2 separate regions of the Mus musculus genome follow, and region 1 is linked to region 2. A link is a contact called in ENCODE Hi-C or POLR2A ChIA-PET data. All regions are on one chromosome and are shown on one strand. Each heading gives the region's core, a stretch centred on a gene start or an enhancer-like site at or near the end of the contact. The rest is flanking DNA. Distances are from core to core; before and after follow the strand shown.

Region 1 (3,542 bases), core at 284-2,783, 200 kb before region 2:
GCAGTTAAGAGTACTGACTGCTCTTTCAGGGGTCCTGAGTTCAATTCCTAGCAACCACATGGTGGCTCACAACTACTGTAATGGGATCCTATGTACTCTTCTGGTATGTGTCTGAAGACAGCTCCAGTGTACTTAGATAAATAAAAATAAATAAATCTAAAAAACAAAAAACAAAAAAAACAGACCCTGAAGTCCCCAAACTGAACCCTGGAGGAGCCCCGAAGGGGCCACCACTGGGTGTCAAGCATCAGGCTGACTGAGAAAGTGTTACATCCCAGAGTGCTCAGGGAGTCAGGGCCACGGGGCAAAAGGGGGTGTGGAAGCAATTAGTATATCAGTGCTCAACCTGTGGGTTGCCACCCCTTTGGCAAATGTCTAAATAGGAAATCCAGAAACATTTACATTACCATTCATAACAGTAGCAAAGCTAGTTATGAAGAAGTAACAAAAATAATTTTATGGTTGGGGTCACCACAATGAGGAACTATATTTAAGGGTCACGGCATTAAGAAGATTGAGAACCACTGAATTAGGAAATACAGATCAGGTGGCCAAGCCTAAATCAGGGGATGTAAGCTGCACTCCAAAGGACTCTGAAGACTGGTAGGAAGAGACGTGCAGGTTCTGCAACAACTGGGTAGTCCTACCATATTCAAACCCCTTAAATGGGATGTCGACTCCAGAGGGGAGGTTTCACGGTGTCAAAAATAAAAACGGGATGTGAAGAAGCAGTTAGGAGTTTCAAGATCAGATGGCCAGGCCTAAATGGGGGGCATCAAGTGCACCTCAAAGGACCTGGAGCCCTGTGGCGGGAATAGGGGCGCCCGGTCCGGGTTTAAGCAGACCTCGGGGTGTAAGCTACAGGTCGGGGTGGCCGAGCACCTTCGCGGGATGAAGGAGAGCCGGACCTGAGCCTGAGGCTATGCCGGGGAAGGAGGCCCAGGCCCCAGGCGAGGGAAGCGGGGAAGGGAGCGTGGCGGGCTGGGCCCGCGAGCAGGCTCGGAGGTCTCGCCCGCCTCGTTCGAGGCCGCGGAGCCGCGTCTCAAGGCCCGTTGGGCTCCCCGGGCGGCCTGCGAGGCCGGAAGGCGTGGGGTGGGGGTGGGGGGTGGGAGGCGGTCGCGGCGCGGCCGAGGAGCCTCGAGGTCGGGAGGAGGCAGAAGCCGGGGCTGCCGCGAGGAACCCGGCCGGGGACCAGACTCCACGGTAGGGGGGCCCGCTGGGTGCCCAGACCGGGTGAGGCCGAACTCCCACAACCTGAAGCGCTCGCCCTTCGACTCTGGGGCTCCCTTGACTTCCCGCCCCGCGCCCGCCTGCCGCCAGCTGGCCCCCGGCGGCGCCTCCCCTACCTTCGTTCGCCAGGTCCGCCATTTTACTTCCTTAAGCCCTCCCACAAGGCCCCGCGCCCGGCCCCCGGGCTCCGAGGGCTTTCTGCTGGGAGAGTTCTGCGCCTGCGCATCCCATAAGCCAGCGCCGGTGTGAGGAGGAGGGAAGCTCGCACCCGCTAGAGCTCCGGCCGCGCGCCTGCGCAGTAACGGCTCTCCGCCCGCCTCTTCCCGCCCGCAAAGGGAAGAGGGTGTGGCTAGCGTGGCACGCATGCGCACAGGCAGCGCCAGTTTGCTATTGGTCCTGAGCTCCTAGCATTGGCAGCATGTTAAGGAGGTGGGGGGGGGGGAGGAGGATGGCCGAGCCCCACGCATGCGCAGGAGAGACGTGCCGCTGCTTGCTGTCCTGACTGCCATCCCGCCACTTTCTCTGTTTGTTTCTCTGGCGTGAGCCTAGGTAGGCTTTTTAGCGATTCCGCGTACAGGAAGGAGTGGCCCATGTCCCTGAATCAGAAGCCAGGCCCTTTCACACAGCTTTCCTATGGCTATTTGGGGTGGTTGAGGAAGAGGCAAAGTCAGAGGTCACCCTAGATTTCAAACACAGGATGTCCTAATAAAACTAGACTCTTAACCTCTCTGGGCATTAGACTTGGCATTGGTGCGCACGCCTTTAATCCCAGCACTCAGGCAGACGCAAGAGGATCTCCGTTTGAGAGCAGCCTGGTCCAGGGCTACACAGACTATGTCTTGAAAACAAACAAACAATAAGTAATAAGAAAAGATGTATTTGTGTATGAGTGCTATGTGTGTGCAGTGCCTACAAAAGGCTAAAAAAGGAAAGGCTATCCTGGAACTGGACTGTGGGTGACCGGTCTAAGCCAACTATGTGGGTGCTAAGAACTCAGGCCAGGCGTGGTGGCGTACGCCTTTAATCCCAGCACTCGGGAGGCAGAGGCAGGCGGATTTCTGAGTTCGAGGGCAGTCTGGTCTACAGAGTGAGTTCCAGGACAGCCAGGGCTATACAGAGAAACCCTGTCTGGAAAAAAGAAAGAAAGAGAGAGAGAGAGAGAGAGAGAGAGAGAGAGAGAGAGAGAGAGAGAGAGAGAGAAGAAGAAGAAGAAGAAGAAGTAAGGAAGAAAGAAAGGAAGGGAGAATGGAAAACCAAACCTATATTCACCTTTGCATACTGACAAGACACCTGAAAGCAGCTACTACGTATTTTAAATCTGGGTATACTCCTATAGATCTGTGAGATAGGGAGACACTGTCACAGTGTAGTCCAGTCTGGTCTTGAACTCAAAATTCTCCTGCCTCATCTTCCCAAGTGCTGGGGCCACAGATATAGAACTCACTCTTGCCGGGCGTGGTGGCACATGCCTTTAATCCCAGCACTTGGGAGGCAGAGGCAGGCAGATCTCTGAGTTCGAGGCCAGCCTGGTCTACAGAGTGAGTTCCAGGACAGCCAGGGCTACACAGAGAAACCCTGTCTCGAAAAAAAAAAAAAAAAAAAAAGAGCTCACTCACACTTTCTTTCTCCCCCCCCACCCCCAGTTTTGAGTATTTTATGTAGCCCAGACTGCCCTCGAAATGGCTTTGTAGATGAGGGTGCCCATGTACTTCTGATCCTCCTGCCGGCACAGCCAGAAAGTTAGGCTAACATATGTCACCATCATACCCAGGTTCAATGGTTTTGGTTTTGGTTTTTGGTTTTTAGTTTTGAAAGAGAGTGTCATTACATAGCTCAGGCTGGTCTGGAGTTTTCAGTAATCCCCCTGCCTCAGCTTCCAACTCCTGGGAACATGAATGTGTGCATACAACGCAACCTTCTGTCTCCCTGGTGTATGTGGTGAGTGTGGATGTATGTGCACAGCAAGTGTACATGAAGAAGTAGGGGGGTTGGGGATCCTGCTCTATGTGTCTGCTTTATTCACTTCAGACAGCCTCCCTCACTCAACCTGGAGCTACACTGGGCTAGGGTCACAGGCCCTCCTAGCCATCCTGGCTTCTCACGTGGGTGCTGGGATTTGAACTCCTGTCCAAATGCTTTACCAGTCAAGCCATTGCTCCAGGTCTTCTCAGTCCCCTTTTCCCCTGTGGACCTCCCTGTCTGACCCTGTGACCTTCCATCACTATGATGTTTTCCTGAGTGCTGTATGAGCCTTGCACAGTGACTCAGTGTCTCTATGTTATCACAGAACTTAATACCAGCACCCAGGAGGG
Region 2 (3,885 bases), core at 254-2,753:
CATAACCGGCTTTGGGTTGATATATTGTTGCCTGTCTATGCTCTGTCAGCTGCAGGCCGATTGTTCTGTTTTGTTACTTCTGTGTAAATGGCATTTAACACAGCGGGGATCTGAGAGGGGATGAATGGCCACTGGAAGCTTCCAGACTCTCAGACCCGCGGTTTACATGTTCCCCTTCGCTGCTCACGAGGACCCAGGGGGCAGAAGCGGTTACTCAGTTCGGACAAACAAGGCAAGGCCTGGTTCCCTCCCTGATGGATGGCCAGTCTGCTCTGGCATGGCCAGTCCTGCCAGCACCCAGCTCCATAATATATGAGTACACACTGTGTGCAGCCAACAGTGCCATACACCTGCAGGGACTATGCAAGGATGTGGACATCTCCACAGAGTACCCAAACTTCAAGTACCTGCTGTGCATGAGAGAAACTACACTAAGGGCCCCTGAACACTATGCAAACCTCCGGCACCTTCTACGTGCTCCAATCTCGACTAGCACCACGTACGTCAATCAGGGTCACCCCAGTCAGGCAAGAGGACAAAGCCGTCTCTGCTAAACTGGCCGCGGTGCAGGCTCTGGGAAGCCCTGTTCTTAATTTAGGCTCCTTGTCAATTATTCATGGCACTCTTCCCCGTTTATGACCCAGTCCTTCCGCCCGGACTCTTCGGCTCCAGGCTCTTGCTCATGTCTCCAGCTCTGGGCCGGAATGAATGAATTCCAGAGGGGAAAAAAACCCAGACTGTAAAACAAAATCGTTTCGTTATTTGAGGCAGGGTCTCAGGTGCAGTCCACACTCGACTCACACTTGCAGCAATTCTCCTGCTGCTGTCTAAAAGTTTCGCACCCCATGCCTGTGACTACTCTTTTCTTTAAGGTGTTTTTCAGTCTTTTGCTGCATTTCATCTGTTTGGCATGTCTAGTAACTCAGTGGACATGGGTGTGTGCATACATGTGGAGGTCAGCGCCATAGGAGTCAGATTCCTCCTTCCACTATGGGACTTTGGGGATTGAAGTCAGGTTCTCTGGCTTGGGCTGCAAACACCTCTATTTGCCGAGCCATTTTGAGCCCCACCCCCACTTTTAAAAAATTTTTTTTAATGCCCAGCTCATCCTCCTTTTCCCAAGCTGGTCTCGAATTCATTGTTATCCCAGGCTGTTCAAAAACGACGTCCTCCTGCTTCAGCCTCTTCAGCCAGCAAGGCGGGCTTGATGGGAAAGATTTTAGGGAAAGGATATTTTGGCCAAAGAAAGCAGAGTGGGGAGACAGGCAGGAGGCTCAGGTCATCCTCAGTGTAACTTGAGGCCAGCATGGGCTACAACAGAACTTGAGTTTAAAAGGAATCCAGAGGAGACAGGCCGGGCCACGTGTCCCACGTCCCACGTGCTCCCCGGGCCTTCTACAGGCTCCTGAAGCACGTGACCCAGCAGCGCCTCCTCACTGGGCAGGCATCTGCGCGCAGGCGCAGTACTGTACACGGCCAGGCCCCAGGGCCGCGGCGGCGGAAGGGGTGACGTCACCGGCTGGGGGCGCGCGAGCCGCAGTGGGGTTTTGCCCCGCCCGCCAGGCAGCTCGGGCCGCGCGCACACGCGGAGCCGCCGGAGCCCGGGCCGACCCGGTGCCGGGAGCAGCATGCGGAGCCCGCAGGTACCGGGGTGCACGGGGCGCACGGGGGACACAGGGGGCGGGGTGGGCGGCGCCGGCTTTGTGCTTCCAAGCTTCTCCGCCTTTGTGCTCCGAAGGGGGTCCGGGCTGCAGCCGTAATCGGATTCTGCAAGAAGGAGAGGGATGTGGAGGACCTGGAGGGATGGAGCTGGAGAAATGGGGACCGCGAGGGTTGTGGACCCGGAGGGACAGAGACCCACAGAAACGGGAACCGGTAGAGACAGGGTCCAGGAGGGATGAGGACGCGCGCGGGCGACTTGGCCCGTACCCAGGGTCACCGACTGCACCAGCCGGGCGGGGACGCGGTGTGCGGTGCGCGGTGTCAGCGTCTGGAGCTGCAGACCGGGCCAGGCGCCTCAGATCACCTGGGGCTTCGGTTCCACCCTTCTGCGGTCCGGGCGCCCCCAACCCCCGACCTCCCCCAGCTTTGGGATTGGGACTGCTCATCCACCCTCATCCTCGCGATGCGGGGGCCTGTGGGGAACCCCGGGGAGCCAGCCTGCGGCCCTAAGGCCCCCGGTACACCCCAAGAGCCCCCCGACTGGCTGAGGGTGGTGACGTCACCGGGGGCGGGGACTGGGGCGCAGAAGGAAATGGGGTCCGAGAGCAGGTACCCCCGTTGCAATGCGAGCTGGGTCAGGGCCAAGTTCTCTGCTCATCGTGGAGCCTCTTCACCCCCAAACCCCAGCACCACTATGAGCGAGGATCCTTTTGATTGCCACACCCCCCAAATCCCTGTGCGTTACCCCTTTTCCCTGCTCTCAAATCTGCCTCCATATGCCCCCGAAAACCTGCAGCAGGTGTGAGCGCCCATCTTCCCGGTCACCCCTCACCTCGTCTCTCCCTCCAGTAGAACCTCCTAACGGTCACTTCCCCGGGTGTCTCCTGGCCTGGCAGGGGTTCCCTTACGCTCACTTTCCAACCTGAGCAAGGATGTCCCTCCCCCAATAAACCGTCCTTGGTGCTCACATGGAGACCTCTGAGGTGTCCCAAGCCTGGATGGGCACTCGGGGATCCAAAGAGTCTTCTACAGAGCAAGAGGGATCCCGAGGGTGTTAGATTGGTGGACACATCCTGTTCACCCATCTTTCTGCACCTGGATCCTGGGTCCTGGCTTCTGTACCCCCCGGGGGGTGCTGCTGTCTCTATGGTGCAGATAACGGCCGTCTGCTTTGTCTGGGCTAGCCTGGGACCCTCCTACTCGGGCTCTGGCCTCTCTTGCCAGCTGCGACTCCTTCCTTCATTAAAGGCCGGGTAGTGGGAGCTGCCATTTGCATAGACTCCCCTCCCCCCTGCCCGGTCTTTTCTCCTTTCTTTGTGTCCCTCCCCCTGTCAATCTCCAGCTGCCTTCTGTCCCTGCTCCTGCCTTCTGCCAGCTGATTTCTTGGCGGCTGCAGGCGGGCAGCTGGAGCTGGGGGCGGCTTCCCGCCCCGACCAACCTCAGAGTCCCCAGCTCGGAACAGTGGGGGGACACTTAGGTCCCAGATAATGTCTGTGCCTGGCCTCCGGTCCGTCTCCCTGCCCATCGCGCCTGGGTCTCCAGAGACCCACAAACTCCCGTCCTGTCCCTTGTGGGGCCCCAAGGAGTATGGGGGGGACACACCCTCACCATGACATTGCATTTCTTCTTGGGGATGGCTCTCCCACCCCCAGTCCCCCGGGGGAAACCAGCCACCCGCCACTGAGATTGCCCTGAGCATCCTCCTAATTGGGCTCAGGGCGAACGAACCGTCGCGGGAGCCCGGGCTTCCAGGCGAGCTCTGCGGCCGGTATCGCGCCCTGGAGGGTGACATCCGTGTCCCCGGAGGATTGGGGGGCTGTGGCCAGGTGCCAGTCTTGGGGCGGCGCCCGCAGGGGACAGCGATGCCGACCGGGTGTGGCCAGGAAGGCTGAGGTCTGTCCGCGGGTCCCATGGGATTGGGGGCTCTTGGTGTGTGGCAGGTTCACAGAAGGGGACCCCACATCCACGGTCCCCACGCTGCAGTGTGGCCGTGACCCTCCGCACACTGGATTAGTCTCAGAGCCTCTGGGGCCCTTGTCTCTACCCCAGGAAGTCGGGGTGTCCTCGTGTCCCTCGTGGACTCAAAGGCGGCCAAGTGCCTCTTGGTGACTCAGTTTCCCCTGCTGCGTTGACTCTGTGTGTCTCTCGGTGTCCGCGGACCTGTGGCTTCGCTGATGTCCCCACCTGCCGCGTGGCCCTGTCGCGCTGGCCCCGCGCTCACCT

The links. Hi-C counts contacts between places; a loop is a spot of excess contacts on that map. ChIA-PET counts read pairs that join two places held with the same protein, here RNA polymerase II (POLR2A).
Region 1: POLR2A ChIA-PET joins it to region 2 with 11 read pairs in embryonic stem cell. The contact joins the promoter of Ranbp3 here to the promoter of Ptprs in region 2. A Hi-C loop is called at or near these places in 2 of 37 maps with a recorded cell type or tissue (both v-Abl transformed pro-B cells). POLR2A ChIA-PET finds 5 or more read pairs at or near these places in 5 of 5 experiments (Patski and embryonic stem cell).

What each region holds. Positions count from the first base shown.
Region 1 is chr17:56,671,216-56,674,757 of GRCm38, reverse strand. Ranbp3 (RAN binding protein 3) reads right to left here and starts at 1,533. Exons shown (of 17, transcript NM_001252466.1): 1 at 1,347-1,533. The coding sequence starts at 1,368.
Region 2 is chr17:56,474,098-56,477,982 of GRCm38, reverse strand. Ptprs (protein tyrosine phosphatase, receptor type, S) reads left to right here and starts at 1,503. Exons shown (of 33, transcript NM_011218.2): 1 at 1,503-1,643. Gm32822 (a long non-coding RNA gene) reads right to left here. Exons shown (of 4, transcript XR_385656.4): 1 at 2,631-3,885; 2 at 1-1,767. Gm9258 (a long non-coding RNA gene) reads left to right here and starts at 1,710. Exons shown (of 1, transcript XR_105855.2): 1 at 1,710-2,635.